Regions from separate parts of the Mus musculus genome. Here region 2 is linked to region 1. Evidence: chromatin loops called from intact Hi-C (ENCODE). Cell type or tissue: gastrocnemius. All regions are shown on one strand.

Region 1 (8,000 bases):
TAACAGTGCTTTCAGCTAGATCCAAGAAGCAGAAATGGTAGTTCACAGGCAGAGGGTAATCTGCCTTGGGGTTAGACCCTGCCTGGGCTGGGGGGTTAGACCCAGGCGCTCTGCTTCTATTTAAACGTTCACTAACTCCTGAGTGCTGCAGTTCACTTCATGTTCCAGCCATGGAGGCTGAGGGTCAGGCAGAGAATTAGCCATCTCAGAGGAATGCGCTCTGAAGTGGGCAGGCATGAGGCAGCATTTCCTAAACATGGCCGTGCAGCTCCTAACTCCAAACTCTAAAATAAAAATAGGGTTGACTAAAAACAGGTCTTCCCTTCATAGGCTACATGTTTTCCCTAGTAGCCATGCTCAGGTCATTCCAGAAATCCTGGGAGTAGAGAGGCATTCTACAGTGTCCGGCAAACAGGCTCTCTCTTCCAACCAGGACTCAGCTTTCCCTGTGAACAATGCCTGCTGTGGTGCTGTGGCTGGCGTCCTTTTCCAGCTAGGGCTGAAGGGAAGGCCCTCCCTCAGATGGTTGCTCTGTTGCTTAATTTTCATGCTAATACAGAACATAAGGAGAGACTGTTCGCAGAAATTGTTGGCAGTTACAGCGGGCCATTCCTTTATTTTATACTTCGTATGTGATGGTGGGGGGGTGGAGGCAAAATGACAAACTGAAAATTCTCACTATTTTGCAAAGTCTGAGGCTGCAACTTTCCCAATGGTATTCTAACTATGCAACTCTCCAGCTATGTCTTAAAATTGAAGTCAGATTTAGAGAAATGTTTAGGATACCCTGTTAGAGACACATATACATGTATAACATTTTTAATAAGGTACATGTATATTTTATGACACAATTCATTCCCCGAAAGATGCAAGGGCATCTGGGTAACATTCAGCTACCAATGTCACGTGTGGATTGGGTTTTTTTGTTTTTAATTATTGTGTCTCCCCTCCCTTGTGAAATGTTTGGATGCAAAACCGTTGACTTCTGTCTTTTCTCTTCGTAGCGATATCTGGCATGATTGTCCCTCCCATGTGAAAGAATTGCCTTGAAGAATTTTATTAATGAAGAGGTTGGATTCTGCTACGAAAGTTATCTGACATGAGTCCCAGAGTGGAACTTTTAACTCAGGCCTTTTTAAGAGGAATCACACAATAACTGCAGATTTTTAAACAAAATCACCGACCTTGCAAATACTGAAATTGGAAAGGGGGTCTGCCAGAGCAGGGTGTTGGTTAAAGTTGTAACCCCCGAGTATCTGGGGGATATATTTATTCTGTATTGATAAAAAGCAAGCCCACATTTTCTTTTTCTTTCTTTCTTTTCTTAAGCTTAACTCTGCAACCATTTGTCTTTTATAAACCATTAAGCTACACACAAGGGCCACTATAAACAAGACTCCATGTTTTAATTTATGTTTTTAAAGCTATGGAAGGGGAGAATGAAGTGGTGATATTTACAAAAAAAAAAAATCTAAAAGGAGAAAAAAAAAAGAAAAACAGGGAAAAATAAATTTAAAAAAAGAGCTCGTATGGACAGAATAGGAATGCCAGTTAGATTTTTTAGTGAACTAAGGGTCGGCTTCTGCGCCTTAAAGCTTATCAGTGGTAGTTAGCTCAGACAGTGCATTTTCAATATCTAACTTAACACGCCACCCCTTAGCAGTGCAAGCTTCGTTCTCTCTTTTGTATGGTTGTCTTAAGTAACTGTGTAAATAAGTGTAGCCTGGAAAGTTACCAAGCGACATACATGATCACGTTTGCCCTTGTACTCGAAAAGCCAGTGCCTCTAGACAGATTGTTTAAAAACAAACAAAAACAAAACAAAACAAAACAAAACAACATGCATCTTTAAACCCGATCTTATTCTTTTACTTAACATCAACTTCTCCCGAAGCCAGCGGCCTCTGAGAGTGGAGCAACACATGTTCCGAGCGAGAATCTCCTTCAAGACTTCACAGGACAGGGTCCAGGCACAGAATTCCATATATGCCCTCCAGTTTACCAAGCCAAAATCTCGCTCGCACTCCACCGTCAAGAGATCCAAGCTTACTCAAGCTGGAATCCTAGATATTAACTCTAGATCTGGGCTCAAAAACCCAAATAAAGCAAACCCACAAAGGCAAGTAGGTGTGCTGTTCCGGGCTCCCAAATCACACGGGTCTATACCCGCAAGACTCCGCAAGGTCCCAAATCACACAGGGGTCTGTATCCGCAAGACTCCGCAAGGTTGGAAAGTTCTATATTCAGTCAACAGGTAAAGTGCTTTGGAGTTCAGTGTGAAAGGAAACTGGGAGAGAGGAAGGGAAGGTTGAGGCTTCAAACTCAGCTTTCTATGGGAAATTTTGCTTTCAACTGGGAAGTGTTCTTAAAGAATCCATAGCAAAGATTCAGCCAGCAAGGCTCTGAGGGGGCGTGTTCCTGCTGACCTCTGCCCTTCTGTTTCTGTATGTAGTTATAAATACTGTAGATTTCTTTTGTGATTTTTTTTTTGCCAAAGTTGTTTTATTTATACATTTTAATGTCTTAAGATTTTCGATCTCACACACGCAAAGAATTATACTGCATATTTTGCAAAGAAATAAAAAGCGCACTACCTTTAGCTTGCACATACTTGCAAAGTTAATTCAAAGGCTTTCTGTTTGTTTGTTTTAATGGGGATTTTGTAAAATATCCATATAAATAATGTATTTATCTTTGGAATTTGTACATTGCTTTTCTCTCCTTCCTCCCATCCCCCACCCCTAGTTTATTTTGTGTGTGTGTTTGCTTTGTGAACAGTGCGCAAGTATAGTTTGGTCACTTATAGTTGTATTAGCTGTTTCAATGTGATTTTTAAACAATTCATTTATAGGTATTTTTAGTATTGTTTTAAACCATGCTTCATTTTTTTATTTCCACCCAAAAGCCATTGTCTATTTTTGTATTATTTGTAAGTTAAGAAGTTTTTTCCAATATATGGCAAAAAAATAGTAGCATATTATTCTTGTAGTATTTAGTTCTGTAGATTTAAAAATAATGTACCCTTTGCTTTGGAAGCATACAAAAACGCTGTTTTACTCTAGTAATATGCATGGAATCTCTCCCTTTGGAGTGACGCATTTTGTGCATTAAATTTGGGGGAGAAACTTCATAGAGATCAATGAACATACTTTCTTTCTTAAGTCTGCTTGTATATTCTCTGTCTTTCACATAAATATAAACCAGCAGATTGGATGCCTTAACAATGCAAATCATATCCATTTCACCTGTACATTGTACTGTGCACCCCCCCCAACTGTCAGCCATCACTAACATTCTAAGAAAAAAAAAAAAGAAAAAGAAGAAAAAAAAAGAGAGAAATCGAAAAGCACAAAAGAACTGTTTTGTTACTTTAAGACAATGTTACTTTTTCTAGTAGAGCAAGAGAACATTAACAAAGCTGCGACTGTGCATGCCCGGATGGATTTCAACGGTTTTCACTAGACTGTCAGAGTGCGGATTTTTATGGGTTGGGGAGGGGAGGGGAGGGAAGTTGGGGGGGTTGGTAGGGGAGGGGAGGGAGGAAAGCTGATTTTTCATGGTGAGAAATAATAATAATGACAACTGATGATAATAATAATAATAATAAAAATAAAAAGAAACTGGAAAAAAATATAAGCAAGGTTTAGCATTGCTTCTCCGTACTCAGAAAGGTTGTCTGAATTCGTGTGGTAAGCGCTGGCCTCAAGATGTCTAACGTCTAAAGCCATATTTTGTCTGGTGAGCCAGACAACTGTCTGCAAAGGAACGAGCAGCAAGCCGGTGAGGTGTCCGGCTCAGACCCTGACAAAAGACGCCACCAATCTGTTAGCCACGTGCTGTGACGTGATGAGAACTTTACTGGAAAGCCCAAAGAGCCTTTAAAAAGAAAATGTGTATCAATTGTGTTTTGTTACTTCTGTTTGATTAGCCGATGGAGAAGTAGTTTGGTTTTAGGAACCACTTTCTTCTACACAAAATCTTGTTTTTAAGTCCCTTTAAGATATAGCCCCCTAAATACAGAATATGGCTTTTAAAAAGAAGATGGAGTAGAGAATTCAATTCAGATTTCCGTTTTGGGGGAAGAGCCCTGCCTCTGGATGACTGGATATGTCCACGCCATGCCCGGCCTCACAATGTAGGATGCAGCTCCATGAACTCATTCTGCAAATCTTTCACCTTCTTTTCAAACGTTTTCAATAGACACACACTGTACAATCCAATTGTTAGAGCACTCAACTACTGTAGAGATTGTTATATTTCATTCTTTTTTATTTCTTTCTTTCTTTTCTTTTCTTCTCCTTTTTTTTTTTCAAAAATTCAAACTGTAAAAAACTTTTCAACGTTCACGATATTTAATTAAAGTTACTTCCTGTCTGTGATAGCAGCTCCTAGTGGCGTGTTCATTTCTCTATGGCAGAAGAGAAGAGCAACACTCAATGGACTGCAAAAGGCCCGGGTTTGCTATTATTCGGGCCAGTGTTAACACCCAGAGAGAATTAGCCTAGGCCTGGGGCACCCACTTCCTTTCTTTGTAGGTCCCACCGGGATCTGCTAATTTGGAATGCAAATTGAACACGCACAGCGTACTGCTGCCCTCTGCTGGCATGAGCCAGGTGTGCACGTGCTGGCCCACATTGGTGGCAAGAGCCCCCAGTCCTATTGTCAGTGAACAGTGAGATTCCCCCCATGATAGGGGCTGAATTGGGAATCCAGGAACTGGTCATTCTAGAACACCATCCTCTGCCCTGGAAGGCTGAGCTAAACTCTTCCTATGCAACTGCTAATTAATCCCAGTGTGCCTCCTGGTCAATTAATTATGTGCCCTGGCTTGCTGATGAGACGTGTGACTAGAGAACATATATATATATATATATATATATATATATATATATATATATATATATATATATGTATATATATATATGTATATATATATATATATAAACTTTGTGTGGATAATAGTTTTTTTTTTCTTTTTCCTGGTTGACAAAACCACATCTGTCTGGAATTGAAAGTTACAGGCACTCAGTCGTTGTGCAAACTTCATAGGTCCACAGAAGATATACACACATCTGGGACCGGGTCATTTAAGGATACATCTTTCCATTGTACGTTCCATGTCTTCACTAATTTTGCAATGACTGGACACGATGAGGTTAATGGCGCTTACAAAATGCCTCGACCAACAGAAACTCCATGGCCAGACCTAAGAGGGTGTCCCATAACCACCAGCACATTCATTTGTGGGAGGCACTGCTATGGCACTACCCTGAAATACAGCCCAAGGTAAGGTCATGAAAGGCCACCCCATGTAAGCCAGAACATACAGAAGCTGCTGTCCTGTCTCCATGGAGACTCCTACCTGATCAGCTTGGCCATCCCCTATTTTTTCAATTCTGTATCAGTTGCAGAGGAGAAACACTGAGCAAAAGGTTCAGGATGACTTCAGGATGCATGTGGTGCCAGACAAGACAACCCGCTTCCACGTCATCCATGTCTATGATGCTTAAACTGCAAGAGGCAGACATATGCCAGAGCTCCACAGAATAAAAACAGATAACCACACTCTGAATTGGCTTAGAACTCCGTAAGGCCTACCTCTTGACAGCATTCATTCATTCATTCATTCATTCACTCATTCATTCATTTGTTCCCTTAAACCTCAAGCATTTGGCATGCCTATGACCCTTGATGAGGAGTAGTGGACCCATTCGTAAGAACACTGGCATTGTTCCCACTCTTGGCGCTTACAATAGAAAAATTGACATAAACCCACAACACACATAACATCTAACGAGGGTATTGAGGTCCGAGTCAAGAATGCTTTGAAGGTATAACATCGTGAGGTCTGACATAATCTAAGGACTTTCTGGAAAAGTCTTCTAGAGAAAGTAGTAGTTGAGCTGAGGCAGAAAGAGTGAGCAGCCGAGGCAGAATGGCTGACAGTGTGATGACTGAACTTGAAGTAAGATGAAGGGCACCCAAGAGCAGAGAGACTGTGTGAGTGGAGTGCACAGATGCCCACAGTGACTTTGTGGGGCACAACGACTCCAATTCACAGCATATTCTGGGCACCTAGCATGGGTTTGGTGTGTTAGATGCTAAGGAGCCAATCAGCTGAGGTGCCTTCACGCAGAGCCTCTGACAAACTCACAAACTCACGGTCCCTGAATGTTCACAAAGGCGGTGGTGTATTTAAATCTGGCAAAATTCCTTGGGGTTAAGCTGACAGGCAGAGAGAAGGAGAGACAGAGAGACACACATAGATAGACAGAGAGAGACAGAAAGAATTTATCCATGAGAGAGAAAAGGAGGGAGGGATGGGAGAAGGGAGGGAGTGAAGGGGAGGCAGGGGCTGGATACAGCCACCAGCAATCACATGCTGCATCTGAAGTGAACATATGGCCAGAGTTGCTCCAGACAATTTGCCCTCACCAGAATGTATGGTCTTCACATCCTTTGGTCACTTTAGGACTTGGTAGATTTCTTTTCTCCAGCATTTGGAGTTGATGATGTTTCACTTTATAAATGTTGAAATCCAATTTAGAAGCAATGATTCAAAACCATAAGTGTTAGTGGCTTGAGAGATGGCTTAGTACTTACGAGTACTGGCTGCTCTTGTAGAGGACCCAGATTAAGTTCCTAGCACTTACATGATGGATCATAATCGTATTTAACACGGATTCAGTTCCCTCTTCTGGCCTCCTCTTGCACTGCACATAAGCATATGGGGTGTCCATATATACATGCAAGTGATACTCATAAACCATATATATATCTACATTCTTGTCCCTTTAAAGTGTCATTTTGGGATTTCTGGCAAAAAGTCCAAGTTACTGAAGGTGTCACTTGAGCAGTCCTTATGGTATAATAGCCAACTATGATCAATACCTTGAGACTTCACTATGAGATAAACCAAGGATTGAAATTACCGGCCATAGGGGTTTGGGAAAGTGGGATCAGGTTCTTGTGGAACCCTGCTGGCTGCAGGCATCAGAGGCTGCTCAAGACACAAACCCACACTAAAAAACCTACCATGATTCCTCTTGCTTCACAGAAGACCCATCACAGATGAATTCATTTTTACATAAAATCTCAAAGAAATGAGTTCTTTTCCGCATGCCATGTTCAAAATCTCAAAATGATCACCTCCACCCTCTTTCACACGATCAATTGTTCATTCCTCAATATATTACATTCTAATCAGCCCCCAAGTTCACCCTATTGCAGGGGGAAACCTAAGCTTATTTGAACTCATTTTGCTTCTGATCTTGACCTGCCAGAGACCTTCTGCTCCATCTCAGGCAGACCTCTCTCCATGTCTCTCTGTCATCTATGGTCTCCCATCTCTGCTCTACTTATATTTTCTTGTTGTTTATGTCACAGCACACATTTATTATCCTCATAAACAGTGGGGAGACTTCCATATTGCATACACGGACCTTAGAGATGTCCTGTAGAGGGGGCAGAGGGAAACTGAGGAACACCTGGAGGTTATTGTAGTGGTCCTCTCAAGACATGAACAGCTTGGATTAGGGAGATAAAAGGGGGAAGTAGATAGGACTAAGAGATGTAAAAGAGCCATCATGGTTCAATGGTCGATGTAATATGGGAGTTAATGGATAACAAAAAAGTCAAAAGAGTAGTCACCAGTATGCATGTTGGGAGCTGGGAATGGAACCTGGGACCTCACACATGCTAGGCATGGACTTTGCTACTGAGCTGCAATGCCCAATTGAATGCTCACACCTTTGACAGAGATAGAGAGAACTTCCCTTTAAGAAGACGTTGGTCTCTCTGGCCTATTTTTCTTACTGTGGAGCCAATGATCCAATCCTTCCTATATCTTCAAATTCAGTTTCCAGAACTAGAAAGATATTGTTTTCATTTTTTTCTTTCTTAAACAAGAGCATCAAGTAGTTTTATCTGGAGAGTTACGGTATGTTGGAACTAATTTTGATCTATTTAGCATATACCCTCCCTCCCCCACCAAAGGTAGA
Region 2 (8,000 bases), 400 kb before region 1:
AGGAAACTCTTCCTAGTGTATCTGCAAGTGAGCAAAATGCTCCTGGAAAGTCCTGTGGGGCTCCCGAAAGAATTTCCAGTTTCCTTTTAATGATGTCTTCAGCACATCTCCTTTTCTCTCTTCGGAGTTTCCAAATGATGTTGGGAGCTCTAAGAGTGACTTGACTAAAGCAAAGACATTCAGATTTCTGATAATTCTTTTCATTAGATGGAGAAAGCCACTTTTTTTTTTTTTCACTCATGGGAAGAACTTTCTTTTTTTCCTCCCAGAGGAAAAAGTGTTACTTTCCAAAGTGCATTAGTCAAAAAGGCTAGGCCACACTCCAGTCAAGAATCGCCTGTGCTTTATAGGAACAGGGTAATTTCCCACTCATGCTAAATGCCCCTGTGAGTACAGGGGGACCCCAGTACACATCAGCTTTACAAAGAGTGGCAGGTGATTGTAAACTCCATTTGGGGATCTATCAGCTCCCGCCACTAGGGACAGGAGCTTGATGAACTCTGCCCTGGCTCTTCTTGCTTCTTGCCCATGAGTGACATGCCATGCCTGCTAACTCCTCATTTGCTGAGGCAAATCACAGTTCTTCTCCACTTACAGAGGACCCAGGCTATCCCAACCTGGAAATGGGGGAAGTAGTATTCTGCGAGAAGAGAAAGACCTAGGATTTTGGTGGCTATCCCTAATGACTGTCATGGTGAGAAAGAAGAGGAAAAGGAAAAGGAAGAGAAGGAATGTTAGAAAGGGGAGGGGGGAGAGGAGGGAGAAATAGAATAGATCCCAAGTTGCCAAAAAGTCAGTGGGTCGTGGCATTAGTATGAGCCAAATTTCCAGTCAAGGGTAATAAAATCTCATCAGCCATGCTACTAAACCCCTGAGCACACGACTTCAATGCAGGTAGAGTCGCCCACGTCTCTTTCTCCATACGAGAGCATCCCAAGAAAAAGAAACAAGTACACACGAATTTAGCTCGATCCAGCCTGCGGTGGAATCTCTAGAAATGGATCATGGGCCAGCAGAACCGGAAGCACACTGCTCTCCCCTGTGGATTGTCCTGCCTTCTTCTCTGAGGAGAAACTACAGAGCTATGACATGGTTCTACTGCTCATCTGCCTTTCTAGAGCACGGAAGGTCTAACTGGAGCAGGCTGCAAAGTTCATATTCGACAAACTTAACACAGGAGTAGTTCTTTCATGAGTCATTCTGGAAAGAGACACTGAATTTTAAAATATTGTCTTTTAGAGACATGTCTAACAGCCTGCCTGGCCTGTGTTCCGACAACCCTGATTTGTTTCTCTTACTTGGGTGCCACCATTTGCATGCACACATTTGCTTAGCTTAATCCCAAAGCTTTTAATGTGTTAGCTGTGACAATGTGGGTTTTTTTTTTTTTGAGTGGGGAAAAACTCAGACTAGCTCAGAATCTCCCATAATTGAAAAAAAAAAAACAGAATTTTGTACTCTCCAGAGTAAGAAACATTTTTATAGTCTCCCTTTAAATCTTTCCTGGCAAAAGTCTACAAAGGAAGGGAAGGGCAAGAGGCAAAACCTACTGATTTACTGTTTAGTTCTCTCTTGCCCTCTCCGCCCCTTAAATGTTTTTTTTTTTTTAAATAGAATATCAGGGTAATATAAACACTCAGACTATCGTAAAGTAAACATGTCCCATTACGTAACTCATGTCCACAATGAAAATGAAGATATAACCACAAGGTAGTTTCATAATAAATTCTATGTAGCTAGTAGATTCATTTTGTTTGGTGTGTTAGTTGGTGACTATCAGTAATTACGATTTTCGAGCTGTGAGCCCAGTGCTCACAAATGCTGCATTTGTGCTGGTTGCAGCGTGGAGCAGTACATCGGGTATGTAGCATCCACGTCTCTCCTTTGTCCCTTACAGTAAACTGACTTTTAAGAATAAGGAGGTTGGGGAGCTGGAGCAATGGCTCACTGGTTAAAAGCACTTGCTGCTCTTGCAAAGGACCTAGGTTTGGTTCTCAGCACCCACATGACAGCTGTCTGTAACTTCAGTTTCAGGGTATCTGCCTTCTGTGTCAGGAGGCATGGTTATGGTGTATATACATACATGCAGGTAAGATGTGAATACACATAAAATAGAAATAAATTTAAAATATTTTTAATTTAAAAAAAAGATGAAGGAAGGATGACTGGCTTGGCTAGGGTCCCTTGGGTAGAGAGTGGTGTAATATGCTTTGTTAGCAATCCTTGCGTGCGATATGCTGTAATATGCTGTGTGCGATATACTGTAATTTGCTGTGTGTTATATGTTGTAATATGCTGTGTGTCATGTGTTGTAATATGTTGTGTGTGATACGCTGCAATGTGCTGTGTGTTATATGTGCTATAATGTGCTGTGTGCGATACACTGTAATATGCTCTGTGATAGGCTGTAATGTGCTGTGTGTTATATGCTGTAATACGCTGTGTGCAATACACTGTAATATTCTATGTGTGATAGACTGTAATATGCTGTGTGCAATACACTGTAATGAGCTATGTGTGATAGACTGTAATATGCTGTGTGAGCAAACAAGGTGCTTGATAATAGCAGTCCTCTTCCTGTCTCCGTTCTCCAGAGCAATGGGTTTACATGAATGCTGACTCTGAGCCTTGTCTGGCCACATGGCCTGAGGCCATAGAGCTGATGAAGTTGGCAAGACATAGAGCTGCTAAAGGTGTGTTCTGGCATCAGATAGACTAACCTGGGCTCATGACCTTGGCTGGGCACTTTAGCCCCTCTAACAATGGCTTCTTCATGTAAATAATAATAATAATAATAATAATAATAATAATAATAATAATAATAATAAATAGTCAAGGCTTGGTATGTAGGATGATTAAGTAAGACTGCCTTATGCTTAGCATAAAACATTGGATCAGAGACTCCCTCACACACGCTCAGCAATAAGTTCTAGATTGGGTTGATGTTGAAGAACAATTTTCGACATTATTGAGGAGTTGCTTGATCAGGGAGGGAAGCGAGACTGTATTTCTGACAGTGTGAACTGAGCCTTAGGGGAAGCTGAGGAAAGGTACCCATGGGCTGTCTTGGAGAGAGAGGTTCATTTAGGCAACCTTGGAGATTGAACCCTGACGGGTGGGTAGTCCAGAAGTGTTCAAGGTGTGCCTGGGAAAATGAAGAACTTATTAACCGAATAAAGAAATGTTGAGTGTGAACCAGCATTGGGAATTTATAGGCTGGGGACCTGCAAAGTCTCCTTCTCGAGCGGCAGTACCGCAAGGGAGCTAGGGGATCGCGAGGTGGCGCTGTGACTCCACCTTGGAAGACAATTCTGGCCAGCAAGTAGCCTGCACTATGGAATCCGCTCAGGACTTCTTTCTTGGTCGCGCTGGTCGGCTTGGTTGGGTCTTTGTAGCAGCCAAGCAAATCAACAGCGATAAGGGGAATGAACACACAAGCAAATCTCCCGGAAGCGGTCTCTTTTTGGACGCCGCATCAATAATCAGAAACTGTCCGCGAGGAACCATTAAGAGCGCGGAACTGTCCAGCAGGGACCGTTGCGCTCTCAGTTCGGGTAATTTGTGGGTGGAAATTACACCTGGTCTGCAGGGAGCTGAGCTGGGCGCCCACCCCCGGCCTGTGGCCATGCCCTGCGCTCCTCCAGCAGGCTCCCTCCCACCCGTAAGGCCAAGGGACCTGCAGTCTCACCGCTGCCCTTGACACCTCGATTTCCACGCAGCCTGCTGCTTTCGCCTAGCTGGACTTTGATTCTTAGGATGTCTTTGCGGCAGTTAACACACACAAGTGCGGGCTCAGACTCGCGTGTACGATCTTGCTCGGTACCCAAGTTCTGTGCTTGCACACTGTACTCACATAAACTATGTCTTCACGTGACTCTCATGCACACTCGAGATAGAGGTGCACCTGTGCACCCCTTGGGCCCGCACTGAAGCACGCGCGCTCACACGGAGCCAAGAATGCACTGTTCAGACCCTCAAATAATGTAGCTGAGGCTCGCTGATTGAAAACCCGTGTCTGCATTCACACCACAGGCACTTTAAACAAAGCTACCAATAAGGACCAGGAAGCGCACAGCGCCACCGCGCAAATACCCAGAAAGCTGCCCCCAAAAAAGGAGCACACAGTTTTTCTCACTTGGGTATCCTGAACCCACCTCTCGAATGCGCTTTTCCTTTCTTAACTTTCCTTTAGGGAAACAGGCCCTTTTCTCTCTTAAATCTTTATAGCCCCCCCCCCCAACTCCCTGCTTTTTTTTTTCTTTCTTCCATCTCAGTTTGTTTTAAAACTTAAGCAGTGTTAACTTATAAACTGCTGGAGAGCTCCCTTCTAAAACCCTTGGATACCCCACCCCACCTCCTATGTGGAGAAAGCCAGCTTTAGTCTCCTAGGCAGATAAGCAAAATTCTCAAAGTGGGGTACCAGCTGAACTCCACCCCTGGGCGGCACCAGCCTAGAGTTCTTTTTCTGGAACACCACCAGCTATTTTCTCTCAACTCAGAATTACGTCGGGTTTTAGCTATCCGTGCTCAGACCAAGACTGAACCATGTCCCCCCAACCCACAATTAAAACACATGCTCAGCTGTTCTGATTTCTGGCCTGTAGTGGACATCGTGGACATCGGACATCATAGCAAAGTCCTGTACTTAAGGTCGTTTCATTAGGCAAGCTTAGACCTTAGCTGGGACTGGGAGAGGACGTGACACAGCTAGGGCTGGAGCTGGCACGTCCCTGGGGAGTCCTGTCTGGGAAGGAGAGGGGAAAGGCACCCACTTACATTACAGCGCAAACTTGTTTTCAAATAATCATATTCGTTAAGATTTTCCTGAAACTACACTCTCCTGACTTCTGTGTGGTTTGTCCTCACCGTGACAAGCGCCCTCTCTCTCTTTCACTCTGCTCCCCTTATCTCCCTCCCCCGCTATGTGTAACCAGGACTCAGTGCACCCAAGAATTCTAGTGGTGTTGAATAGCCCTTAGCTGCCTCTGCCGGGTGGAGGTTTGACTCCAAGGTTAAGAGCACTGGTCCCTGAGACAATGTCTTGGTAACTTTATTAGCGGTGTGGCAGGAACAAGATTTCATTCGCTTCCGCTTCTCTTAAAAACCCTCCGTTTCCTCACCTGTACAATGGGAGTGGACTGTAGTCGCGATTGAGTAATTTCATGTCCGGTAAACCTAGCAACAAATGGGATCTATTTATTGTCTGGGACGATCCCGGGGGAAACCCGAGAGAGGCCTCAGCTCGTTCTGAGAGGGGACAGTTTTGTGGAACCGCACCGCGCCTGGTCCTACCCACGTTGACTGCAGTCTCTGCGACAGAGCCTTAGAGATTGTTTAATCGTTCTCTACCTCCTGCGAGTGGCTGTCACCCTCTTCTTCAGTTTTCTAGTTGGTTCCAAGAAAAGGAGGGTTATCCCAGGGACAGAGACTGGATGAGCAAAGGAGGGACTTTTCCGGAGCGCCGCGAGGTCGCAAGCCCGGATCAGAGTCCGGATTTCCGGTGGCGTTCTGGCCTGCGGCTCCCACGCTCCCCACAGAGGTGGGTGAATGCCACCCGGGGACAGACCAGGGTTTAGTGGGCGCGTGGGTCCCAGTGTTCGGCAGTCCCAACACGCATCCGTGGTATCTTCCCATCGCCCTCGCCCTTGCCTGGCTGCACCCCGCTTTCCCAGGACTCCAGGTCGCTACAGACTCTACCGGGTTCCCTTGATAGTGGCCTGGCTTCGGCCTGTCCCAGTCACACATCTCAGACGTCTAGTGGCCCGCAACTCCCCAGAAGCTCTCAGAGGGCCTTTGAGCTTAGGCGCTTTGTCGCCCACTTCCAGTTCTACCCAGCACTGGATGAAGAGCCCGTTGTCCCACTGGGGTCGCAGCTACCTCTGGCAAGAAAGCTAAAAAAGGTGAGGGGGCAGTTCCCCGACTGTTGGGTGGGGGGTCCTCAAAAAGAGAAAAGTAGAACACGCTTCAGGACAAGTCCCAAGCCTGCCTCCTGGGGGCAGACAAGCAAAAGCCATCCCCTCTTTTCTTGGGACATTCCTTCTGATCCCAGTTCCACTCAATTCAGGGGGGTCTTTCTTTTTACTGAAAGGCAAGCAGGGGAGCATAATTTTACCTGAGCCCCTAGAAGTTATTGCATCATTTTATATGCCCCATGAAAGGGGGTCTGGGTCTACAGAAGTTCGAGATGGCCTGGGTGCCACTGGTTGGGCTTGAAGAGCACAGGGGGAGGGAATTCTTGGGCCCTAGCCTCAACTTCCTCCAGCACTGGGGGACCTGAGAAGCTGGGCAACCCCACTTGGTAGTGTGGACCCTCTGAGAACCTATCCATGACCACCACCCCATCTCTCCAGCCACAGCTGAAGAATCTGCCAGAAGTTCGACAGGAAAACATCATTCTAGAAGAAACATATTCCTTTACAGTGGCTCCTTCCCTGTCTCTTTGTTTGGGGAGAAGGCAAGAATTTTTAAATGTCTTTAAATATAGATTCCTAGGTACCAATGCCAGAGGCTCTGGTCCTGCAGCTGTGAAGGAGGCCCAGGTATCTGAATGTTCACACACACACACACACACACACACACACACACACACACACACACACACACAGAGAGAGAGAGAGTTCTCTCTCTCTCTCTCTCTCTCTCTCTCTCTCTCTCTCTCTCTCTCTCCCACTTCCTTTTGGCTTCCTTATACTTAAACATTTATTATTGGATGCAGAAGCCACGTTAAAAGGCAATTCACCCAGATGAAAATCTACAAATGCACTTTGCTTAATGAAAGTGAAATATGCCCACTATCCCAGGTGAGGTGTTGGCTGCCTGTCAAGCCAAAGGGAATTAGGGCTATCCAAAGATTCTTGCCTCCCTCTCTTTACCACCATCACTGCCTTCTCCTCCTCCTCCTCCTCCTCCTCCTCCTCCTCCTCCTCCTCCCCCCTCCTCCTCCTCCCCCCCTCCCCTTCCTCCTCCTCCTCCTCCTCCCCCCCTCCTCCTCCCCCCTCCTCCCCTTCCTCCTCCTCCTCCTCCTCCCCCCCTCCTCCTCCCCCCTCCTCCCCTTCCTCCTCCTCCTCCTCCTCCTCCTCCTCCTCCTCCTCCTCCTCCTCCTCCCCTTTCTCTCCTCCTCCTCCCCTTTCTCTCCTCCTCTTCTTCCTCCTCCTCTGGCTTATGGATATAAAAATTGCTTCCTTTTTAGTTAATTTCTGGAGAATTGGGCTGCTATAGCTGTCATTCTCTGTTCCAGTTTCTCTTTTCTGGATAGTGGGTTTCATGTGCTGACTGACACCAGGATCCTTTGTAGCCGACCTCCGACCTCCTCTGGAGGACTATGTTCTTTGTGACTCTTGTTAACCACAGGCCTCAATGTGACTGTGTTTCTCCTCATTCGGGCAATGATCCTTTCTTGACTGTGTGCATCACTGGAACATCTACCCCACTACATTCAACTTTTAATGTTTTGGCTTGATTACTGAAAAGTGGAGACTCAAGCAGTTAAGAAGAGTTAAGCCTAAGTCTTAAGCTAGGGCTTCCTGGGACCCATTGTAGAAGGGTGGCCAATGCTTCCTGATGCCCCTACCTTGAAGGGTCACCACTGAACTTAAGGAAGGGGCTTATTCTGTGTACTCCTGACGTTAAGAGGATCCTGGGTCTGGGACATCAGCACAGCTTGGAGCTTTGAAAAAGTTTAAAGAGGCCCAGCTTCAATTGTGCATTTAAAATCTATAGAGATGGAGAATGTTCTGGTGTCTACCAGCATATAACTCATCTTTTTACACACACACACACACACACACACACACACACACACACACACACACACACACACACAGCACCTACTGTGTACTAGAAACTCTAGTATATGCTATGAGGATCCTGGTGGATCAGATGATCTCTGCTGAGATGGCTTGGAGGAGATGGCATTAATTATGGGACCAGAAAGAAATGTCCCAGCACATCTGTAGTCTAGATAAATAGTCTGGGAGCTATAGTAGATAAAGTTATGTCTG

Evidence for each region. A loop is a pair of places that touch in the nucleus more often than their neighbours do. Peaks named below come from ENCODE experiments on the same cell type or tissue, not always from the same donor. Only the 100,000 strongest peaks of a DNase experiment are listed, where the experiment ranks them.
Region 2: a loop joins it to region 1, with 11 times the contacts of the local background. A loop is called at or near these places in 39 of 42 quality-filtered maps.

Annotation. Positions count from the first base shown.
Region 1 is chr11:45,003,713-45,011,712 of GRCm38, forward strand. Ebf1 (early B cell factor 1) reads left to right here. Exons shown (of 16, transcript NM_007897.3): 16 at 1,005-4,384. The coding sequence ends at 1,036. Among named protein-coding and RNA genes, the nearest start is that of Gm51859, 81 kb to the right of the region's middle. In gastrocnemius, no CTCF peak of the experiment used is centred here; DNase peaks (open chromatin) are centred at 4,146 and 4,595; H3K4me3 peaks cover 507 bases; H3K27ac peaks cover 1,784 bases.
Region 2 is chr11:44,607,770-44,615,769 of GRCm38, forward strand. No RefSeq gene overlaps it. Among named protein-coding and RNA genes, the nearest start is that of Ebf1, 6.3 kb to the right of the region's middle. In gastrocnemius, CTCF peaks have their summits at 3,276 and 6,004; DNase peaks (open chromatin) are centred at 3,299, 5,645 and 5,922; H3K4me3 peaks cover 2,548 bases; H3K27ac peaks cover 2,482 bases.